2 separate regions of the Homo sapiens genome follow, and region 1 is linked to region 2. Evidence: read pairs that join two places in POLR2A ChIA-PET (ENCODE). Cell type or tissue: MCF 10A. All regions are shown on one strand. Links, peaks and the distances in the headings refer to the core of each region. The heading gives the core; the rest is flanking DNA.

Region 1 (11,938 bases), core at 4,204-6,703, 56 kb after region 2:
GCCTGGCCAGAATCTTTATTTTTGGTCTTTTCTTTGTTTACCTGTTTAGTGACTTGCCTGAACTGGTAGAAACTCTTCAATGTGTGGCCACTGAAGTCTCTGATTAGGTTTTTAGATTTTTTAAATTATTGTTTTTATTTTTGAGTAGGCTTCCTAATAGTCACACCTGAGTCAGCATAGTTGAACAGTCATCCAATGATTGCTCAGAAGTTTACCTAAAACACCCTGAGTTAACAAGGTTTCCACTCTATGCCATGGGATCTATGTTTGGGATGGTGCATACATTCAAAGTTTAGACAGTTCACAATTCTACTTTGACTTTCACTTTCTGCTTGCACAGAGTCTCATGGTCAGCCAAAGGCCCTGGGGCCCTCTTTAGTCTTTCCTGAGTGTAAATGCAATCCTGTGCATGTGTACAATCTTCCAGATCCCCAGGAATATATCAGAGCTTTTCAAAATCCTCATGGCTGTCTCATTTTCCCCCTTATGCCTCTTAAATTCTGATCGGTCTTTCACTTATCCCTACCAGCACTGCAGGCTTAGGCAGTTGGCTTTCCCAATGTTGGGTTTCCCAATTGTTTGTCACTACTTGCTATCAGATTTGACCATGTCCCAGGCATGGGGCTTTTCTGGGGAGTTTCAAATCAGTTCAACCCCCTCCACGACAGTGAGGCTGCTAGCCTTCATTGACTACTGTATCATTGACCAAGGGGGAAGGATGAGAACAGCTCCAAACTGAAATGTCACAGATCCCATTGTTCCTACCAAGATTCAGTAGTTTTTCTTAAATAAATGTATTTCAATTTATCTATGTGTTTGGTTATTTTCAGAGTTCTGAAATGACTGCTTTTGATAATTTTGCTAGTTTTATCAGTGCTTTCTAAGGTAGGATTTGCCAATGTCCTCACTCCACCATTCAGAAAGTGACTAGCCCTCTTACCACCTTTGTTTGGCACTTGGTGCTATAATTAATTATAAGAAAACTCCAGCCACAAAAACCAGGTGAATGACTGCTTGGTATGGCAGCAAAATAATTGCAATTAAAAGTCTATTTGCATGACCTAAAAACTAATTAATTCAGTGTGAAACATATGTAAGCAAGAAGTTTTCCAGATTTTTCACCAAAAAGTGTTCAATAACTACCCTCCTTTTGGAATTTCTATGCTATTCTTTGCATATCTCAGTCAGTGCAGTCACTAAATTATTTTCTAATAATCTATTTAGGGGTCTGTATTCTCCACTAAGCTATGCACTCCTTGAAATATGAATTGTATTTTAATTATCTAAAGGGTCTTGCAATGTGTGGCCAGTGATTCTAGTAGGTAATCAATACATTTTTGCTCAGTATTGTTCCACATTGTAGATAGAAGTGACCCAAGGCTGAGGACAATGCTAATAGTGTCTAAACTGCAGAACAATCTGGACTTTATTTTCAAAAAGTCAACCTTTGGCATATCAATTTTAGCAATTAATTAGAGTTGTTCTTTTATACACATTCTGCTAGTAATTATCTTTAACCTAATTTAATATCGACTTTTGAGACATCTTCCTTTCAAGTAGCATATTCCCTAAAGAAAAGTGCTAAAAACATTTTGGGCATTCTGTTATGTTTAATGGCACCTCTGTGAGTTGTGTTAACTTCTGATGTATGTTTGTAATCGCTTGAATAAATTACAGTTATCAAACATGTCAAGAATACCTGACATATAAAGTGCCGCACACTTGTTAATTAGAAAGTAATTAATTACAAAGGATTTAATATCACATTCTTTTTAGTACCAAATGGCCAATGTGTATTCTGGCTGACTCCTTCAGCTCCCCAAATCCCCCATGAGATCACCTCTATGCTGAGTTACCATCATTGTGATAATCCTTCTGAATATAGCGACAAGGGTATTGGTCTCCCTCTCTTCTCTTCATCTGAAGTATAAGATTGACTTTCCACCTAATTTTATATGATACAGCAGGCTGCTACAAATAATGAGAGTTTATTAAAATTTGGGTATAATAAAAAGGAAATAACTACATTGCACAAGGCCAGAGTGTGTGGGGTTCCCACCTCACACCTGCTCTCTGTCTCACATGCAACTAGCATTCATGTGTCCAGGGGAGCTCTCCTTCCACCTCTGGAATTGCTATAGGCATCTCCATGTCTCCAAGCCTGAGTCCCACTCATTCCTGGCTCTAAAACACAAAAGGATTTTTCCCTTCATGCCAAACTAAGACCTTCCTTCTGAGTCTTCATTCCCTGACCCTGGATTGTTCTCTTTTCCCACCATTAAGCAACCTGGATATTTATCTCTTTCGAAGGATCGTTCATCTCCACCCACCAGAGTGTGGTCTAATCCTGTGATCTGTAACAGGACCATCCCATAAATATGTAGCATCGTACTATTTTTTCAAAGCCAGGTTCAGTTCTTAAACAAAAGCAGTTATTTTATACAATTGTTTTAGTTCCTTCTCATTAAATATTCATAAAACCTGGAGATCCAGTCCTACATACTATCAGTTTATCACATGCTAAGTGATCCAGGCAAGATGATTTTCTAGGTACCATGATAGTCACAAAGATGGTCTAGTTAAAATCCTTCAAAATATATGATTGCATGTGAAAAATATTTGTTGATAGCTAACAGTTGATAATTGTTAGGCCAAATTTGATGATCACATACATACACAGATATGGCCATAGAGGAAAGAGAGGTCCATTACAATAGAGGATAGAGGTGGAGGATGTAGATCAGGGAAGACTTCATGGATAAGCTGGTATGTGAATTAAATTTTGAGGTATAGGTAGAATTTCAACAGATGGAATTTGAGAGGAAGCACTTCTGATGGAGGGAGGAAGTTGCAAACACAAAGACTTTGGAGTGAGAAAGAAGTGAGCATGCTTGGGGAGAGCTGAGCTACCCTTGTCATAGCTACAGCCCTTGTCATTAGGCAGAGTGGCTGGAAGTGTAAGGAGGCTGGAATGACCATCACAGAGGGCCTTGAATGTCTGCTAAAGGATATGGATAACTTTTCCACAAAGAGGAGAGAGAAGAAAATGATGAGCAAATCTCTTAGATTACCAAAAGAGGATTGTGTGACCCTGTGGCGTTTTCATTTGTTTCATCTGTTAGATTCATGTTCTCCACATCAATGACAAGTTCAATAGTAAAATGTTGTGTTGGTTAAGGTTACAGCACCTGGCAAATGGATTTCCTGGGGTGAGTGAGCAGAAACATCTGCCAAGCTCCTAGAAAGTGTCATTTAATGAAGTGGATGGTGCCAAGTATTGCATTTAAGGGAAGGGGATGGGAGGAGTGAGTTTAAGTAAGAATTTTCTCTGGGAGTTTTCGCAAGAGTCCCGTTCAAGTACTTTGGAGCGTAGGGAGTCGTGAAAAGGTCATTCCAGATTACTCACGTAAGTTATATTTTTTATTGAATGTGCCAATATAGGCAATGCTGAAACTCTGAAGATGTTATTCTTGTTTTAACATTTGCTTTTCTTTATCCCACCCTACCACTCCCATCAATGACCCAACATAGTGCATATTACAATGGTCTCTGCCCAGCAAGCTGATAGCTTCCTATGAGCAAAGGGAAAGGGGAGAGTTTCCAGGAGAGGAAATTCACTCTTCCCTTCTCTCTGTCCATAGCCTGGCCTCCAAGTAGAGGTATGTGGTGTCTTAGTCAGGTTGTGCTGCTGTCAGAAAATATCACACAACAGAAATTTATTTTTACAATTCTGGAGGTCAGAAAATCCAAGATCAAGGTGCTGGCATTTGGTGTCTGGTGAGCGCCTTCTTGCTGCATTCTTACATGGCAGAAAGGGCAAATATTGTGTCCTCACACAGCCGAAGAGGAGAAGAAAATAAGCCCATTCCCTCAAGCCCTGTAGTAAGAACCCAAATCCCATTCATGAGGGTTCCACCGTCATGATTTAATCACCCCCTAAATGCCCCACCTCTTAATAATATCACATTGATCATTAAGTTTCAACATATGAATTTTGGATGACAAATTCAGACCATAGCATATACAGTTGGTGGGTTGTGGTCTGCTATGGACTGAATGTTTGTATCCCCTTCCCCCTAATTTTATATATTGAAGTGCTAATCCCCATTGTGATGGTCCACTTCTTTGGAAGTGGGGTCTTTGAAAAGCAATTAGGTTTAGATGAGGCCTGGAAGGTGGACGCTCCGTGATGGGATTAGTGCTCTTATAAAAAGAGGAAAAGACACACAATCTCTCTCTCTTTCTCTCTCTCTCTCACTCACTCTCCATATGTACACCAAAAGAAGGCCATGTGAGGATTTAACCAGAAGAAGGCTGTCACCAGTAACTCAACCATGTGCACCTATGCTGGAACTCTGACCTTGGACTTCCAGCCTCCAGAACTGTGAGAAATAAGTGTTTGTTGTTTAAGCCACCAAGCCTATGGTAATTTGTTATCACAGCCCAAATGGAATAAGACATGATCCATTTCTAGATGCAGGCAATAGTCTCAAAGATGTAGTTTGGTTTATAAAAAGTTAGAATTTCCTGCAATTTTGGTTGTTTATGGGGCCACAGTAAAGAGTACTGGAAATTAGGACTGACCTAGAAAGTCTGAGTGGTGCCAAGGATGGAGAAGAGTGGACTGGGCAGACTGGGGAGCAAACTCAGCAACTCAGCAGACACTGGCCGGGAATGCAGACACTAGCTGGCAATACTGGTCCAGAATACTGGCAAAGGCTGGGCCAGAATTCTTTATTTTCTAACTCCTCCTCACAACTCTGTCTTCTATACTTCTTCACTGTGTCAAAGACCACAATAGGGAGTCCAGCAGGGAATGGAGCACCAGCCTCTAACAGCTGCTTGTTTTTTCATGGAATAAAGCTCTCTGTTTGGCCTGGAAGATTTCCTTTTCTTTCTCATGTGTCCTAACATATATCAGTCCCTCATATTGACACTGGACCCAGCTTCTCCTCTCTCCTCCCATTGCAGTGGTGTATGATTTCATTAGAGAGAAAATATTTTCTTTAGCACACCTCTGTCACCCAGCTGCTAGGCTCAGTCCTTTAAGGTGTTTCCCTTCCCCCACGCAGAAAGCTTTTGTTATTTTTAGGTGAGTCCTACCTTAAAGAAAGAGCAAGATGCCAGGTTGTGAGAAATGCTGGAGGCAATTCCTTGAGTCCTCTTTGAAAACATGTTTCTGGGAGGGTGCCAACCCCATTTTGCAGGGATGGCAGGGCTGCAGATGGAACTTGGAAATAAATGATTGCCCTGGGCCAACTCCACAGACAAATGATGAGCTAATTTCTGCTCAGTAAGAGTGTTCTGTATTTGCTGGTCAGAATCTGCCAACAAGTTCGAGTTCATATGCTTAGCACTGTATCCCCCCACTTATGTCTCTTTGGCTCCATTGAATGTTTAAATAGCCCATTTCATTGAGCCTTAGGCAGAACAGTGTGGTGTCATTTATTCATAGCTGAGGTGGTAATCAAGCTAATGAAGGAAGACACAGGAAGGAGACAGAGTCAGCTGAATTTAAGGGTAAAACGTGGTGTGGTTTGGTGTGTTGTGCATATGTGTGTTCAACTCTCCATTATTCACATATTGCTCTTCCTCTTTGTGGATTACTTGAAACACATTTTATCCCTAGTTGACTTTCCATTTAGAAAATGTCTTGCCCATCTCTTCTTGTATGTCTTTTATTTTAACTTAAGGATGATACATTTATATTGTCACCTAGGCAAAACATAATTAGAAAGGGGTATCGGCAACCTCAGAATTACTGTAATGTCTTTTCTTTCTTCCTTCCCTTCCTTCCTTCCTTCCTTCCTTCCTTCTTTCTTTCTTTCTGTCTTTCTTTCTTTCTTTTTCTTTCTTTCTTTCTTTCTTTCCTTTCTTTCTTTCTTTCTTTCTTTCTTTCTTTCTTTCTTTCTTTCTTTCTTTCTCTCTCTCTCTCTTTCTCTTTCTTTCTTTCTTTCTTTCTTTCTTTTTCTTTCTTTCTTTCCTTCTTTCCTTTCTTTCACAAAGTTTCCCTCTATTGCCCAGGCTGGACTGCAGTGGTGTGATTTCAGCTCACTACAACCTCTGCCTCCCAGGTTCAAGTGATTCTGCTGCCTCAGCTGCCAAAGTAGCTGGGATTATAGGCGCGGGCCACCATACCCAGCTAATTTTTGTCATTTTTAATAGAGCTGGGGTTTCACCATGTTGGACAGGCCGATCTCGAACTTCTGACCTCAAGTGATTTGCCTGCCTCAGCCTCCCAAAGTGCTGGGATTACAGGTGTGAGCGACGGCACCTGGCCACTGTAATGTTTTCTAGAACCAAATATGAATGTTTCTGAATTGTTGCCTAACATTTTGAAATGTTCTGTTTCTGTCCATTTCCACGCCAAAGGTAACCAGGGATCTAAAGTACAAATCAGCCTACCATTAGAATAAGAGAGACCAAATTGTATTTCCCAACTTGCATGCTGTTACAATTTCTGTTTTAATTTAATTTCTGAGATATAATTTACATAACATGCAATTCACCTATTTAAAGTATACAATTTAGTGGTTTTTAGTAAGTTCACAGACATGGGCAACCATCACCATAGTCAATTTTAGAACATTTTCTTCACCTCAAAAGGAACCTCTGTATCTTGTAACTATCATTCCTCCGAGTTCCCTAATTCCCAGTCACCTAGCTCTAAACAACTACTATGCTACTCTCTGTCTTTATAGATTTAATGTCCTTGTTCTGGACTTTTCCTATAAATGGAATCATGATATTTGGTCTTTGTGATTAGTTTCTTTCACTTACCATGTTTTCAAGGTTTGTCTATGTTGTTATATTATGTACCAGCACTTTATTCCTTTCTGTAGCTGAATAATATTCCATTGAATAGATATAGCACAATTTGTTTATGTATTTATCAGTTGATACACATTTGGGTTGTTTCCACCTTTTGGCTATTATGAATAATATTGCTGGGAACATTTGCATATAAGGTTTTGGGTGGACATATGCTTGCTGTTACCATTTCTATTGTCAACTGTAACTATTGTCATTCATCCAACCACTCTTTCATTCATTGTCTGCATCAGAAATAATGGACACTGTTGGTGTCTTGCCCAGTGCATACTGATATAAATAAATGATTGAATAAATAAATATGTGTGGGGAGTAGATAAATCAATACGGAAGATTTCCAAATAATATTTATAAATATTCCACATATGTCTACATAGAACCATAACTTCCCAATCCTTAAATGTGGGCTGCACATGGTGACTTCCTTCCAAAGCATACAGTATGGAAAGGAGGAATAAAAGAACTTTACAGTGTAGAAATCTGATAAACACTACCTCAGCCAGGGGATCAAGGTTAACATCAACAGTGATAAATTGTATTGATTGTATGTACCCCGATAGGATGTGATGAAATGATATTTGACATATGTGCTCTTCCTCCTAAAGACATATAACCCCATTCTAATCATGAGAAAAACATCAGAGAAGTTCCAGTTGAGGAACATTCTACAAAATACCTAATGAGTACTTCTCAAAACTGTCAAAGTCATCAAAAACAAGGGTGGTGTGAGAAAATGTCATAGCCAAGAGGAGTCTAAGGAGACGTAACGACTGAATATAATGTGATGTCCTAGGTGGGGTCCTGAAATAGAAAAAGGACATTAGGGAAAAACAAAGAAAAACCCAACAAAATATGAACTTTAGTCAATAATAATGTATCAGTATTGGTTTATCAATTATGACAAATGTACCACTAATCTAAGACACTAATACTGGCAAAACTGGGTGTGGGGTATATGAATCTCTGTATTTTTTTGTAAACTGAAAACTATTCTCAAACAAAAATATTTAAACAATAGATGGAGCCATTATTTTTAAAAAACACAGATTCATTGGTTTCCTAATTTTTATTGTCTTTTGTAGATATTACTTTCTCTTCAGCCAGAGCATTAGTGAATACTGCCTGTGACAGCTTCTCCAAGGTAGAGAAATCAACTTGATGATCCCAAAAGAGAGACAGAAAGTGGCAGTGCTCTGGGATTTAGAAAATCTTACTGTGGTCTCTCATTTCCGATGTGATCAGCAGCTGCTACTTCATCTCTCTAGGTCTCAGTGTTCTCACACAACTGTGAATGTATGGGTTGAAATGGATGAATGACAAGACCTCACCTTGCCTAAAGTTCTAAGCTTCCACTTGCTCTGGCTAAAACTCTTGGAGCTGGAATGCTTAACAGCTCTTTCTGTCACATACCCCACATTTTGCCCATCAGTATATCCTGTGGTCTCAACATCACTGCTACTGCTGGGTCCAAGCAACCATCCTCCCCCCTGGGATTACTCTAATAGTCTCCAGACTCTTTTCCTTGCTTCTCTCCTTACCTGCTCCCAATCACTGATACAGGAACCAGAATGTCTTTTTAAAACAAAAGTCAAGGCAAGGCTGGGCATGGTGGCTCATGCCTGTAATCCCAGCACTTTGGGAGGCCAAGGTTGGCAAATCACTTGAGGTCAGGAGTTTGAGACCAGCCTGGGCAACATGGTGAAACTCTGTCTCTACTAAACATACACAAAAATTAGCTGGGCATGGTGGCACGTGCCTGTAATCCCAGCTACTTGGGAGGCTGAGGCAGGAGAATCACTTGAACCTGGGAGGTGGAGGTTGCATTGAGCTGAGATCACGCCACTGCCCTCCAGAGCCTGGGTGACAGAGGGAGGAGATTCTGTCTCAAATAAAATAAATAAAATAAAATAAAATAAAATAAAATAAAATAAAATAAAATAAAATAAGGTCAAATCGTGACCCTTCTCTGCACAAAACACTCTAATGACTTCCCATCTCATTCATTGGAAGGGCTAGCCATTTTTCAGTGGCATCTGAAGTCCTACATAATCTGGACGTCTATGTCCTACTCTGTCCTCTTCAGTTACTCTTTCCACACTGGCCCCCATGAATAACATGAAGTATACTCCTGCCTCAGGGCCTCTGAATTGCTATTCCCCTTGTATGAGATGCTCTTTCCCTGGTAAGCCATGTAGTTTGCTCTCTTACCTCTTCCAGTCACTCAGCTAGAGAGGCTGTTCCTGGACCATTCTCTATAAGACAGCAACCTCCTCCCCATTGCACCTCCAGCAATACCTCTCCCCTCCCCCTCCCCTGCTTTATTTTTATCTACAGCATTTATCATCATCTGATGACTCATATATATTTGTTTGCTTATTTTCAGTCTTTTTTACTTGAGAATACAAGCACCCTGAGGTACAGGGACTTTATTATGTTCACTGCTGTATCTCCAGTGCCTAAAACTGTACCTGGCTCATAGTAGTGACTTAATAAACAAGAGTTGAGTAAAACAGTAAGTGACTGAATGCTGAGTGGATAAGCGAAAAAAATGCTTCCAGCAATCAGCTACTTGTCTTCAATTATATTGCCAATGCTTTAGTACAGGTGGAGCTGGGAAGGCTCCTTCCTTTCTGTTTTCTGCTGTGCCACATCCTTTCTCTGTGACCGTGGGTATGGATTGGCTTCCTTGCCTTAGCAAGGATAAGGCAAAGGAGAGAAATAACAGTGTTTAAAAATGAATCAGTTCCAATTTGGAAATGTTAATATTGCCACCTGCCTCACATACTACATTTAGCTTATGTGTTTTCAGGTTTTCTCCCTTGATAGACTACAAGCAACTCACAGAAAAGGGCTGTGTTATTGGACTCTGTATCCCCAGTCCCTCAAATAGTGCCTTGCACGTAGTAGCTTCTTCAGTCACTATATGTTGGGTCTATTTTAATCAATAAAAGAGAAGTACCAAGGACTTCCACTGGCAGGTTGCTGAAAGTTCTTTTCTCTTTCTTTTTGGTTTTAAATAGAGAGCAAAGAAGTTTGTCTGTGAGGACATGCCAACGGTGCAAATATGACTGCAGGGAGCCGGCGAACACCAACAGCCCCTTTGTAGAATGGAGACATGAAGACAACTCCACCAGGGTTTAAGTTCCAGCTCTCTCACTAGTTGTGGAATCTTGGGAAATATGCGTAAATTTCCTTATCTCCTAATAATCTTATTGGTAAATATTATAGGATCCTCAAATCTTACAGTAGGAAATGGTTCAGCTGAGATTCAAATTGAGGCAGGTGATGCTGCCTCCAGAGTCCACACTCTTAAAGATACTGTGCCCTACCGAAAAATAAGTTCTAAAGGTTGAGTGTTAATTTTTAAAAATGAGGTATCAAAAAATGAGGTATCACTTGAGTCTAAACTCACATACTCAGGGCAAGAAAATTTCAGAAGACAAAATATCAGAAGCATAGGATGTTATTTAGAAACTGCCGTGGAATTGTGATGAGGCTTATATAAATCAGCACACCTAGAGCTCATACAACAGGGACCATGGCACAGGAAGCACTTTCCAAACTGTGGCCAGCATCATCACTGTTTTTTATTTAGTTTAATTAATTTATTTATTTGTTTTCATAGATTTAGGGGCCATAAATGCAGTCTTGTTATATTGGTATATTGCACAGTGATGAAATCTGGGCTTTTAATATAAGTGTCACACAAATAGTGTACCTTGTACCTGTTGGGTGATTTCTCATCCCTCACCCCTCTCCCACCCTCCCACTTTTCTGAGTCTCTAATGTCTATTATTCCACTTTCTCTGTCCATGTGTACTTATTATTTAGCTCCCACATATGAGTGACAGCATGCTGTATTCGATTTTTTGTTTCTGAGTTATCGCACTTAAGATAATGGCCTCCAGTTCCATCCATGTTGCTGCAAAAGACATGATTTCTTTCCTTTTTATGATTCATTCTTTTTTATGGCAGAGTAGTATTTCATGGTGTGTGTGTGTATCATATCTTCTTTTTTTCTGTTTCAACCATTTTAAAATGTATTTATTAAATAGAACATGAAAGAAATACAGACAAAAATTTAATGAAATATGAAACAAAACAAAAAAAAAGTATATTAAAAATAAAATAGTTGGTCTGATAATGAGAGTAAAATGTAAAACCATGTTTTTCAGATCAGACCCAAAACAGAAATTCATTATGTCTGAGAAATAAATTTCGAGCAGAAGCCATGAAAGGCTTTAGAATTATTTGATAATACTAATAACAAAGAGGAGTGTGTCATCTGAACACGTTGCAAAAACCTTGAAAATCTTGCTGATTTTAGATAAAATACTAGCATTAAGTTAACATGAAACACACACTACACCACTAGAAATGGGACATTTTTGACAAACTGGTTAATGAAACTCATGAGTAAATGAAAACTTTTTTTAAATCTTGAAATTCCTTATAATCTTATAATTTATGCATTTTATAACAAATAACGGATATTTTTCATAAAATAGTTTATATTTCTCTTTTTTTTTTTGAGATGGAGTCTCACTCTGTTGCCCAGGCTGGAGTGCAGTGGCACAATCTTGGCTCACTGCAACCTCCACTTCTCAGGTTCAAGCGATTCTCCTGCCTTAGCCTCCTAAGTAGCTGGGACTACAGGCACGTGCCACCACGCCTGGCTAATTTTTTTTTTTTTTTTTGTATTTTTAATAGAGACCGGGTTTCATCGTGTTAGCCAGGATGGTATATTTCTTTTTTATAATTTCAACTTTTATTTTAGATTCAGGGGGTACATGTGCAGGTTTGTTACATGGGTATATTGCATGTTGCTAAGGTTTGGGGTGTGAATAATCCCGTCACCCAGGTACTGAGCATAGTATCCAATAGGTAGTTTTTCAGCCCTTTTCTCCCCTCCCTTTCCCGCTCTAATAGTCCCTAATGTCTATTGTTGACATCTTTAGGTCCATGAGCACCCAATGTTTCACTCCCACTTATAAGTGAGAACATGTGATATTTGGTTTTCCGTTCTTCTCTTAATTCACTTAAGATAATGGCCTCCAGCTGCATCCATGTTGTTGCAAAGGATGTGATTTCATTCTTTTTTATGGCC
Region 2 (11,938 bases), core at 5,398-7,897:
AAGAACTGGCTTGCAAAATTCCTGACAATTTAACAACTGGCTATTGTGAGCAAAGCCAGCTCCAGCACACCTCTGCCTTTGGGGCTGGCAGCCACCTGGCTTGGTTCTCTTCACATCTTCTGCAGAACAGAGCTCGAATGTAGGACTTAGTAGCCAGAAGCAGGAATGATGTTTGCTCTCTGTGGTGCCAGGCCATGGGAAGTCTGCCGACATCTCCATAGCCTTACATTCTGAGACTCCTGGAAAGCACCTAACAGAACACACGGGGGCCTCTGGTTAAGAACTTGAGCCTCTTTATGAAGTGACACCACCTCTCACCTGCCATGTCCTTTATTTCCCAGCTCAGGCAGAGATGCTAAACCCTCTCCTTGAGGAGAAAGCATGGCTGGGAAGGGGAGAAGGTAGGAATTTAAAGCAAGTGCTTTTCGGAGTATTTTCTTCAAGCCTCATGTCTTTCTACACACCTGCTTGGCACAGCGTTAGTCATACGGACAGGGTGACTCTTCATGGATTGGCAGGACAATCACCACCCAGCCCCAGCCCATTTTCTGCCCTTCAGTCATTATTCTTCACCATCTAAATCTGGTTTGCCATGAAAACCAGTTCTGGGAGGTAAGAGTTTTTTTAAAAACCAGCAAGGCCTGTAAATAACATCAACACACACTGGGAAGAGGGAAGGAGAAGGGACCCAGATAGCAGTTTTAACTCTTTGTTTATTAATTTCTCATCTAGGAACTTGTAATTCTATATCTGCTTCAAGCGGAAGAAGCATAGTCTTCCCTGAGACTTCACTAAAGAGCACATGATTTCCACTTTCAGATTTTCTATTGATTTGGCAGAGTCAATTGTCCTAATGCCGAGTTTTGTGTTTTTGCCAGTCGGGTGGCAGTGAGTTGCATTTAATTTCTAGTATTGTTAATACTCTCATTATTATACTACAGCTTGAATAAGAATGAGTAGGAGACAGAGCAGGAATGTGTGTGCCAAGGAAAGCCATTTAAAAAAAATCCAGTTTTTTTTTTAATCGGGATTATTTTTTAAGGTAAAATTCACATATCATATAAGTCACCATTTTAACCATTTTAAATTGTATAAATAAGTGGCATTTAGTACATTTACAATGTTGTGCAAACATCATCACTATCTAGTTCCAGAAACCCTGTACCCATTAAGCAGCAGTCACTCCCCAGCCCCCTCTCTCCCTCCAGGCCCTGGCAACCACTAATCTGCTTTCTGTTTCTACGGATTTGCCTATTGTGGACATTTCATATAAATGGAATTACACAATATGTGGCCTTTTGTGTCTGGGTTCTTTCACTTTCGTAATGCCTCCAAACTTCATCCATGTTATAGCATGTATTGTAAGTTACTTTTTAATTAAAAAAAATTAAAAAAAAATTAAAGAAGGGGAAAATGTCACAGGCCAGCTTCACGTGGCTGAATATCATCCCCTTCTACCCAATTTTACTTGACAGGCTGTGAAATAATTGCCATTGCAAACCTCTGACTGGGTGCCTTATCCAGATCCCAAGGAAATGGGCAAAGGGGACTAAAAAAAATAAAGTCCATCTGTTCCAGGTGAACTATTTCTTAAGTTTTAGTTACATTTTGATTTGTAGCTGCTTGTGGACTTATGTTAGCATTGTGTTAACAAGATCTTGGTTTAGTAATAACTGACCTAGTATAGTGTCTCTTTAATTGCTTTTGTTTTCCCATAGTTTCAGGAAAGTAAAATACAGTCTTGGTAATGCAGAAATAAAGGTTACAAACGAAAACCTATGACCTGATCAGAGATGAAAAAAAATAATGAAGGTTTCTCTTAATTCGAGGGTAGAATTTCAGTGACTTTACCACCTTAGTAAAACAAGCTCTCCATTCTTGACAGTTCTGTCAAGGGAATAATATAATGAGAATGTTTGTCTAAACCTTTTCTGGGTTCTCTGTGCCTCATCACTAAAGTCTACAACAGGAAAAACAAAGTCGTTTATGAGGTTCCTGCCTATCCTTCTATTGTCACTTTTTCTTTAAGCTTCTTACTGGACCGCAAACTCTTTGGGGGAAGGATGTATGTCTGATTCATGTAACCCAAATCTTTGACCATTCAAAGGCCCTCATCTGTGTAATGATAGGACTTCAGATAGAATCTTTTTATGTTGCCGTATTAGAGAAATTAATGTTAGTTGCAGTAACAAACAACCTCAAAATCTCAGTGGTTTAACACAATAAATGTTTATTCTTTGCTCCCATCACAACTCAAAACAGTTCTGGCAGCTCCCCTCTAAGTGATGACTCAGGGATTCAGGCTTCTTCTATCAATGGAGCTTGCTGTCTTCTACAGCCTTTTTGGAGTCCTCTGCATATCATCTGAATTGAGCTGACCAGCAAACAAAGAGAGATTAAGCAGAGGATGCATGCAGATTTTAGGGTCCAGACATTAAAGTGTCTACACCCCTATATTGAAGGGTCTACATCCCTTCCAGTCATGTTCCCTTGGCCAATGCAAGGGAATGGAAGATGTAGTCATCTGTGTGCTCAGCGGAGGAAAAGGATATTGTTGAGCATCTAGCCAATCTCTTCTATAATTTTTCCTTTCCCTCAGGCATGCTCAGCAAGATGTGGGTGGGGGAAAGTTGTCTCATGATGGTTCCCAAGTCAGTCGTGCCACATCTATGACTCTGCTTTGCCTGATTCCAGACTGGCAAACTCCACTCTACCATGGACCATCATTCACTTCTCTGCAGGTCACTTGATGCAGTTCCAGAACATTCTACCTCCCTTCAATCGGTGCTGCCACCATAAAGCTGACCTCAGGATGAGGAAACCTGCGCCCCCTTTACCATTCCATATAACACCTTCTTTTACTTGAAGCTAAGCCAAGATCAGATTGTAATAAAACTTTACTGAAAGCTTCAATTCTGCAAGAGGAAATTACAATCTAGAGAAATGTAAAACTGATATTAGATCTGACTGTTCTCAGGGTAGACTACTGAGGCCTGCATAGTTTCTGGCCTGCCTCACAGTTGTAGAGGTCAGCTTTCTTCTTCCTACCATAGGAGGAAGACCTTCAGTATGTCCCCCCTTCTGCTGAGCCCCAGGCCTCATGTCCCCATATCCCCCAAAAGGTAAAAAGTTCCCTGCCTTCTGTGTCTTTTCTTTCTGATCTGGATCTGTCCATTCAATATGATAGGTTCTGGAAATTTCTATTTCCTTTAGGAAAAAGTGCAACCTTCAACCCATGGAAAGTCCTCTATACTCAAAAGCACAGTCCCTTTAGCGCGTAATAACAGGACATCGGTTGTTTTCTCAACTGAGTTAGAATAACACCACATAAGAGGCATAATCCATCCAGTCTAGGGCAAGCGTTGCTAAACTCAGTCCAGTTTATTTTCAGTTTTATTATCTGTTTGAAGTAACACCCATGCCTGCATATCCTTGCCACCATCTTGAAGTCTCAGCAGCCAACCTCCTTGAGCAATTGCATTTCCAAGAACAAGCAATAATTTGTAGGATGATGTGTGTAAGTTCATCTTTAGCCACCCTCTCCACAATGAAATAGAAGTTTCGGACCATGCAAACCAACTGAACCTTTTGCAGCTGGAGAGTTACAAACCGTACATCCCACAAGAGGGCCTCTGTTCATTTTTTTTTTTTAAGTCTAAGGCTCTTTTGATGACAAATAAGAAGACTCTGCTAAATAACTTAAGCAGAAGAGCAGATGTATGGAGGATTTATTAGAGGGCAACAGGACCCAAGAGCAGGAGCTGAGGCTGTTTCACAGGGACTTAAGCCATTAGCAGCCAGTTTCATTCATGTTCTTTCTCACTGTGCATCAGCTTCCTCTCTCACAAATTGCCCTCTGCTTGTCCGTGCACAAGGTGGAAAGAAGACTGCACAGTATCCAAGTTTATATTGCTTCAATTCAGGCAGCCATCATTAATTTGCAAATGTCTCTTAGCCCCATTTTTAATTCTATAGAGAAATTGGTTCATCTTACATGGCTACTCTTTATCTTATTTACTATAGCCAGGGAGAAAGTATCATGTGGCATAAATATCTGTGCCAGTGTGTACCTTGTAAATTGAGGTGTTATTTCTATGAAAATTGAGGATTCCAGGGCAAATGAATCCTTGTCCAAAGGTAATTTTATAATCTACTGCTGATAATACAGAATATGCTCAAAAGTTTCATCTAGGCTGAGGTGGGAGTATTGCTTGAGGCCGAAAGTTTGAGACCAGCATGGGCAACATAGATCCCTTCTCTACAAAAAATTAAAACATTAGCCAAGCATAGTGACATGCTCCGTAGTCCTAGCTACTTGGGAGGGTAAGGTGGGAGGATTGCTTGAACTCAGGAGTTCGAGACTGCAGTAAGCTATGATTGTGCCATGCTGCACTCCAGCCTGGGTGACCGAGGTAGACCCTGTCTTTTTAAAGAAAAACAACTTTGATTTGAGATTTTTCTGGATTTGATTATCTTCATTAAAGTGTCAGGGATCATCAGGTTCAAGTTTGGTTTGAAGCCCAAATTCCTTGTTTTTCCCCCTCCCTGTGGAATCCCTGTAGAAAGGAAACATCTTCCAAGTGTAGAGCCTCGGAGTTAAAGCTAGTCCTGAGATGACAGCTGGGAAAGGTCTATGTTCCACTCTCACATCTAGCTTCAGGTGTCTTGGTCCTTTTTTGTAATACTTGCATCAACCCCAGGCCTTGGGCAGTTCTTAGCACAAAGTAGGCCCTAAATTAATACTTATAGAATGAATGGATCATTGGTTGATTTGAACCATTCCATTTGCTGGCTTCCAGAAAAACTTCCAGTTAACTGGTGATTTGCTCAATGTCCCAAGCCTTTCTTTTTTTTCCATACTGTAAATCAATAGACTTTTAGTTGAAATTTTTTGTCTTTAGCTTTCTGGAACTTTCTTAACTCTCTTGACAAGCAAAATTGTTACTTCCTCTATGCTATGATACTAACTGGCTTACATCACATCATCAATAAATCTTTCATCATACTGAATTTCAGTTACTCACACTCAGATCTGCTTACCCAACTAGATTATTAACTGCTTAAGGGTAGGCATTCTAGTTCTATATGTCTAGTGCATGTTGAATGCTCAAAATATGTTTTGTGAAAGTATGAATCAATCAATCAATAAGCTATGTTTCCTGGGATATACCAGCCTTCAGGTAAAAACTGAGTCATTGTAACAATAATCAAACAGTTCTTCTCTGGATATGCCTTTTTCTTATTACACATCCCTCAAATTCTAACCAGATATTTTTTATACTGTACTGGAGTGAGTATTGTATATTTTCTCATATATTCATTATTTCACACACACACACACACACACACACACTTTTCTTTTGAGGCAGAGTTTCACTCTTGTTACCCAGGGTGGAGTGCAATGGCATGGTCTCGGCTCACTGCAACCTCCACCTCCTGTGTTCAAGTGATTCTCCTGCCTCAGCCTCCTGAGTAGTTGGGCTTACAGGTGCACACCACCACGTCTGGCTAATTTTTGTATTTTTAGTAGAGATGGGGTTTTGTTTGGCCAGGCTGGTCTCGAACTCTTTACCTCAAGTATTCCACCTGCCTCGGCCTCCCAAAGTGCTGGGATTACAGGTGTGAGCCACTGCGCCTGGACTATTTATTTTTTTGAGATGGAATTTCGCTGAGTGCAGTGGCACAATCTTGGCTTGCCACAACCTCCACCTCCCAACCTCACCCTCAAGTGATTCTCCTGCCTCAGCATCCCGAGTAGCTGGGATTACAGGCACCTGTCACCATGCCTGGCTAATTTTTTGTATTTTTTAAAATAGAGACAGGGTTTTACCATGTTGGCCAGGCTGGTCTCAAACTCTAGGCCTCAGGTGATCGACCTGCCTTGGCCTCCCAAAGTGCTGGGATTAAAAGCATGAGCCACCACGCCTGGCTACATATATATTTAGATGTCTGCTAAAGCCAAATAATATACCGGGGCCTGGGAATGCAGTAATGAGGATTGATGATGTTGATGATGATTATGATGATAACGATGATTCCTTTAGTATTTGAGAGTCTTAATAAAACAGCACTTCTCATTCCTGAGTTATGAATCAATCTAGAAATAAGCCAAAAGAACAGCATATAGAGTCAAAGTTGTAACATTTAAAAAATTACTGATAAAGCTTATATGGGAAAATGAGCCTTATATCTATGGCCAAGGGGTCTTCTGAATACTAACCCCCCAGAACTATTTAGGCTCACCCACTCAATCAAGGCAGTGATTCCTTACATGGTCTGTCCCCATGAGATCAGCCACAGACAAACAGAAAGTGTACTATCTGGGGGAAGGCTAGCCCCCAAGAGAGAGGGCAGGGAAGAATTAATTGATGGAACAAGATCCTCCTGGTTACCCCATGGCTATTGCAGTTTTCCTGCCAGCCTTGGTTTTCATCAGCCATCATTCTTATAACCAATACTGAAAGCCACGTTCCTGTTGCCAATATGCCTGGAAGATGAAGCCGCTGCTGGTGTTGGCCAAAGGCACTTCCACTGCTGTGATTGCCCAGCAACACCTGTGCCAAGGCTACTGATGCCTGGTCAAGGCGATAATGTCTGAGCTGACTCCTGTGGTTGCCAAAGTCAACAAAGTTGCTGAAGAAGTTGTTGGCACCAGAAGGTTTGCATGCTCAGCATCTCTCAGAGCTTAAGAGCTCTTGTGGTTTCTACTTGCTATTTTCCTGCAGCCCCTAGGCATAGATTTCAGGCTGGGTCAGTGAAGGCTGAGCAGGAGGATACTCCGAGGGACAGACACAGGCCAATGACAGAGATGACTCCAAATGAGGTTATTCATCCCATCTCAGAGAGATGCCACCTGAAGTGAAAGAAGACAGCACTCACCACACAGCCCTTTTCTTGTGTCCCTATATTGGACCACATCACTATACTAAATTATCAATTACTAATACTTCTAAATCCATTCATGATCTTGTGAATAATACCATTATTTGCAATGTGTTTTGTGTTAATGTTAAAGACATTAATATGTTAAATGTAAATTTGCGAAATGCCTCTTTATATAACCCAGTTTTGGTATTTCTTAATGTAATATTTCAGGAGTCTCAAAAACAAAAGGAGTTTGGTGCTTCTTCAACCTCCAAGGGGGCTCCCATCTCACTTCTTTTGCCCTTTTACCCCTCCTACTCTGGACCACTGTCCTTGTATCAAACTTGTTTGCCTTAGAAGCTCTCTTTCCTAAGAAAGGTTCTTCTCCGGGAGGTTCTTCTACCTTTCTCATAAGTAAGTCTCTGTTGCTGACCCATGAGTTTTTGCAACAAGCCTTGACATGCCTGAGTCCTAGAGTGAACCCAGCTTAGGCTCATGCTGGGTTCCCTATATGTATAAGGAATGAATCAGGAAGGGCTTACCTGCATTAATCCAGGAGCTTAATTAAACTAACAAGAGCAACCATCACAGGGTGGATATAAAGAGGAGCTTGTTTCTTGGATTTGTTTCCATTCTTCCTCCAACGTTAGCAACTGTTCAATATTTAGCCCTAACTAAATCAGCACATTTCAGTAGTCACACCTAGAAATCTTATGAGTACATGCGGAATTTAAGGAATGTTTAGAAACAAATGTTGTTGGGGACTTGAATTAACAAAGCTTGCTGGGGAGTTCTGGATCTTCCTGCATTTTGTTTCCCTCACAGAAGGTGTTCTTCTGTTTATGTTTAGGACTCAAATGTATTCTTGATTTGTGTTCCTCTGAATTCCCTAACGAAGGTGTTTATTCAAATGCCTGGCTGGGCCCGGTGGCTCACGCCTGTAATCCCAACACTTTGGGAGGCTGAGGTGGGTGGATCATGAGGTCAGGAGATCGAGACCATCCTGGCCAACATGGTGAAACTCCATCTCTACTAAATATACAAAAATTAGCCAGGCGTGATGGCGGGCGCCTGTAGTCCCAGCTACTCTGGAAGCTGAGGCAGGAAAATCGCTTGAACCAGGGAGTTGGAGATTGCAGTGAGCTGAGATCATGCCACTGCACTCCAGCCTGGGCGACAGAGCCTGACAGGCTTGTGGCAGTAAAGAGGAAGTAGATAAAACTTGCGTCCTTGGTTGAAAAACAAACACAAACATGTATCTCTTTATGAATGTGTTGACATAGCACACTTTTGCCTGCTGTCCTGCTGCTGACCAATTAATCTAACCAGCTTCTCTTCCACATGCAGCATCATCCCCCATCTCTGAGTGAAGTCCACAATTAATGAGATTCTTTGGGTGGTTGTTGCCATTGCTGACTCACTGGCTGTTTTAGCTACAATGCCTCACCAGTGTATACCTGCCTCAGGCACAGACGGAATGCTGGGTGGCCTGATGCTATCTTAGGTAACTAGAGCATTGCTTCTGGAAGTGAGAAGCTGCCTTTAAATTATTCAGTGAGCCTTCTTCCAGTTCACAGGCCTTTCACAACAGTAGGGAAAGCAGCAGCAAAGTGCCATGATGGCCTGGAAACAGCAGGATTTACAGGGAAGGCAAAAATAGGGGAGGAGGATTCCACAGCTGGAATACGCCAAGCAGAGACTAGAGTGTTGCAGAGCCTGCACCTGCTCACCTCTTTTCCAGGTGGGAATGTTGGAAGAGAAGTGGAAAGGGCGTAGTGACTCTCAAGCAGGGTTACTGCCACCTTGGCGACATTTGTTAGTTTGCGTGTTAATGTGTGTATTTTTTAATTTTTATTTTTTAGCACTCTCTGATAAGGAGATAATGTGTGTTTTGTTCATTTGTCTGATTCTTGTTAGACTATTTTCTACTTGAGAGTCCTATCTTATTGATGTCATTACAATGTTATACACTCAACTCTGGCACTTAGTTACTCTTAATAAACTTATATGGAATGAAATGTGCTCTGTTTGAACTTCTCCTTTTAGCTCTATTTGTATGCTGAAAAAAAAAATCACAAAATAACTCTAGTTTTTTCACTTTATTACTTAGTTCTCAGTCCTGCATATACTCGAAGTCAGCTTTCTTTTCTCTGGGTTGAACAACCACATCAGATGCCTGGTAGTCTCAAAGGGATTGATTACTTGAGGATAAATCCTTAAATATTCTTGAAACAACAGAGATTAAAGCACACACACGCATATATATGTGTGTGTATATCCATATATATAGATATATATAGATTTTCTTTTTTTTTTTTTTTTTTAGACAGAGTCTCACTCTGTTGCCCAGGCTGGAGTGCAGTGGCACAATCTTGGCTCACTGCAACCTCCTCCTCCCAGGTTCAAGCGATTCTCCTATCTCAGCCTCCCGATTAGCTGGGATTACAGGCACATGCCACCAAGACTGGCTAATTTTTTTATTTTTAGTAGAGACGGGATTTCTCCATGTTGGTCTGGCTGGTCTCGAACTCCTCACCTCAGGCAATCCACCCGCCTCAGCCACCCAAAGTGCTGGGATACAGGCATGAGACACCGTGCCCAGCCAGCACTCCCAAATTGTATTGGCCACCATGTTAAGTGCTTCTGGGCACTACAGATCTACAGATCTGCTACAGACATTCTTTTGTCGGGAAGGGAAAACTTTTCCTCTAGCCTCTTTAGTGACAGAGTAATGAGTGAAAAAAACAGTTTTAGTTACACACATATGCATGGTTCTGGGTAAAGTAAAATGTGGCTCAAGGAGGCAGCCAGAACTTAGTGTTTACATGCCTTCTTAGGCTAGACAAAGAAAAAGAGGTTTGGGGCTTGCTGAGGGGGTAAGTTATGCAAGGTGACCAAGGGCTGTGTGGAAACAAGAGTTGTTTATCAAGGTTTGTTATGCAGATTTCAGGTGGTGCCTTCTCCATTGATAGGAGTTGCAGCAGCCATCCTCCTCCTTCCTGGTTTGGGAGAGGGAGACACTTTTGCAAATGTAAATTTCTTTTATAAAATGTAAGCTTCCTTTAAGAAAGGGAAATTTATGCTCTGCTTCAGAGCTTTTTCTGGGTATGATGTTCCTCAATTGCCTTCAGCTCAGAATAATCCTTATGCCAAAAAGGCCTATTTTGGGGTGGCATATTCTGGTCTCCTTCACTATTATAGTTCATTCTACATCAGGATAGATTTTGAAAAGTAGTTGTGCTTCCCTATACACAATCAGCACACTTTGGAAGCAATAATACTCATTTCTATAGGTCTCTGGGGTTGCTAGGGTGCTTCACTGGGCAGAGTCCAATAACCTCAATTATGGAAGCCTTACTCTATGTCTTAGAGTAAAATCATTTTCACCCTTTCATGATGGGCAAGCAATAGGCTCAGGCTCCATTGCATGTATCTCAGTATGCGGGATAGCACAAACAGGAAAGAGAACACGGCAAGTTAGAGGAATAGAGTTCAATATAACTGGAGTATTGAGTGCAATCTGAGCCCAGGGAGAGCTAAGGGTCAAAACCAGATGTAATGGGTATTTTTTGTGTGCATCCCTGGCATCCAATCCTTCCTTTCCTGTCAATAGCCCCCTTTTTCATTTTGAGATTCATCCCTTATGCATTTCATTCCTTGTGGTCTAGATGGAGCTCTAGGTCTGGGGGTGGAAATTGGATTGAGGCCTGAGTCAACTGGCATACCATGTTTTCTTGGCACAAGAGTGGGATCTAGACTGGTCTTATCTGTGTGAATTTCTGGACATTTCTTTTTCTTTTCTTTTTATTTATATATATATTTTTGAGACGGAGTCTCACTCTGCTACCCAAGCTGGAGTGCAGTGGCACAATCTTGGCTCACTGCAACCTCTGCCTCCCAGGTTCAAGCAATTCTCCTGCCCCAGCATCCCAAGCAGCTGGGATTACAAGCATGCACCACCACGCCTGGCTAATTTTTTGTATTTTTAGCAGAGATGGGGTTTCACCATGTTGGTCAGGCTGGTCTCAAACTCCTGACCTCAGGTGATCCACCTGCCTCTGCCTCCCAAAGTGCTGGGATTACAGGCGTGAGCCACCATGACTGGCCTGGACAGTTCTTAAGAATTCTGAATCAAAGACACCCACTGTTTTCTACCAGATTTAAACCTAGAAATAAGTTGTTTCCAGAGCAGGTGGCAGCCATTCTGAGGCCACAGGGAAAGAGCCCATCTGAGAATGGAATCAATACAGCAGTTGAGTCATGGGACAGAGAGAAAATGGGTCCTGGAAATATCATTTGAACTCCTGCATCATGATGTGCCTGAACTTCTGAAATTTCCAATCACATGAGCCAACACATTACCTTTTTGGTTTAGGCCAGTTTGGGTTGAATACTCTCTTATTTGTAACTGCGAAAGTCCCAGTGTGTATACTGGGTTAGCCAAATGCCTTCATCAAGTCCAAAGAGTGAGCACAGGGTGAAGATTGAGAGAAAAAGCCAAACCAATTGTAAGAGGACACTGGAAAGGTCCATGGAGTATGAGTAATAGCTGCCATGAAGTGAGAAGATCTGTGATGATGGCCATGAGTAGGGACATGCCAGGGGCTGGGTCACCAACTGCTATCCTACTTATCTTCCAATTCTTTTTTTTTTTTTTTTTTTTTTTGAGGTAAAGTCTCACTCTGTCACCCAGGCTGGAATGCAGTGGCGCGATCTCGGCTCACTGCAACATCCGCCTCCTGGGCTCAAGCAATTCGTGTACCTCAGCCTCCTGAGTAGCTGGGAGCAGGCACCCACCACCATGCCTGGCTAATTTTTGTATTTTTAGTAGAGACAGGGTTTCACCATGTTGGTAATCTTGAACTCCTGGCCTCAAGTGATCTGGCCACCTTGGCCTCCCAAAGTGTTGGGATTACAGGAGTGAGCCACCATGCCTGGCCCAATTCATTTTTTAAGTTTAATTTTTTTGATAAGTCCCAAACATTCTTATTTAAAACATAGCTTTAGTCCTCTAAATATGGCATATAAACCTTCCCAAGGCCTACTGACCTTCTGAGAAGTATTTGAACTATAT

What was found. Peaks named below come from ENCODE experiments on the same cell type or tissue, not always from the same donor. Only the 100,000 strongest peaks of a DNase experiment are listed, where the experiment ranks them.
Region 1: POLR2A ChIA-PET joins it to region 2 with 25 read pairs; 2 of 35 experiments call an interaction of 5 or more read pairs at or near these places.

Annotation. Positions count from the first base shown.
Region 1 is chr1:220,386,499-220,398,436 of GRCh38, forward strand. No RefSeq gene overlaps it. Among named protein-coding and RNA genes, the nearest start is that of LINC02779, 95 kb to the right of the region's middle. In MCF 10A, for the core only: no CTCF peak of the experiment used is centred there; a DNase peak (open chromatin) is centred at 5,143.
Region 2 is chr1:220,329,231-220,341,168 of GRCh38, forward strand. No RefSeq gene overlaps it. Among named protein-coding and RNA genes, the nearest start is that of RAB3GAP2, 63 kb to the left of the region's middle. RefSeq lists enhancers at 6,661-7,860, 7,263-7,770, 9,294-9,801, 9,802-10,308. In MCF 10A, for the core only: no CTCF peak of the experiment used is centred there; DNase peaks (open chromatin) are centred at 6,621 and 7,321.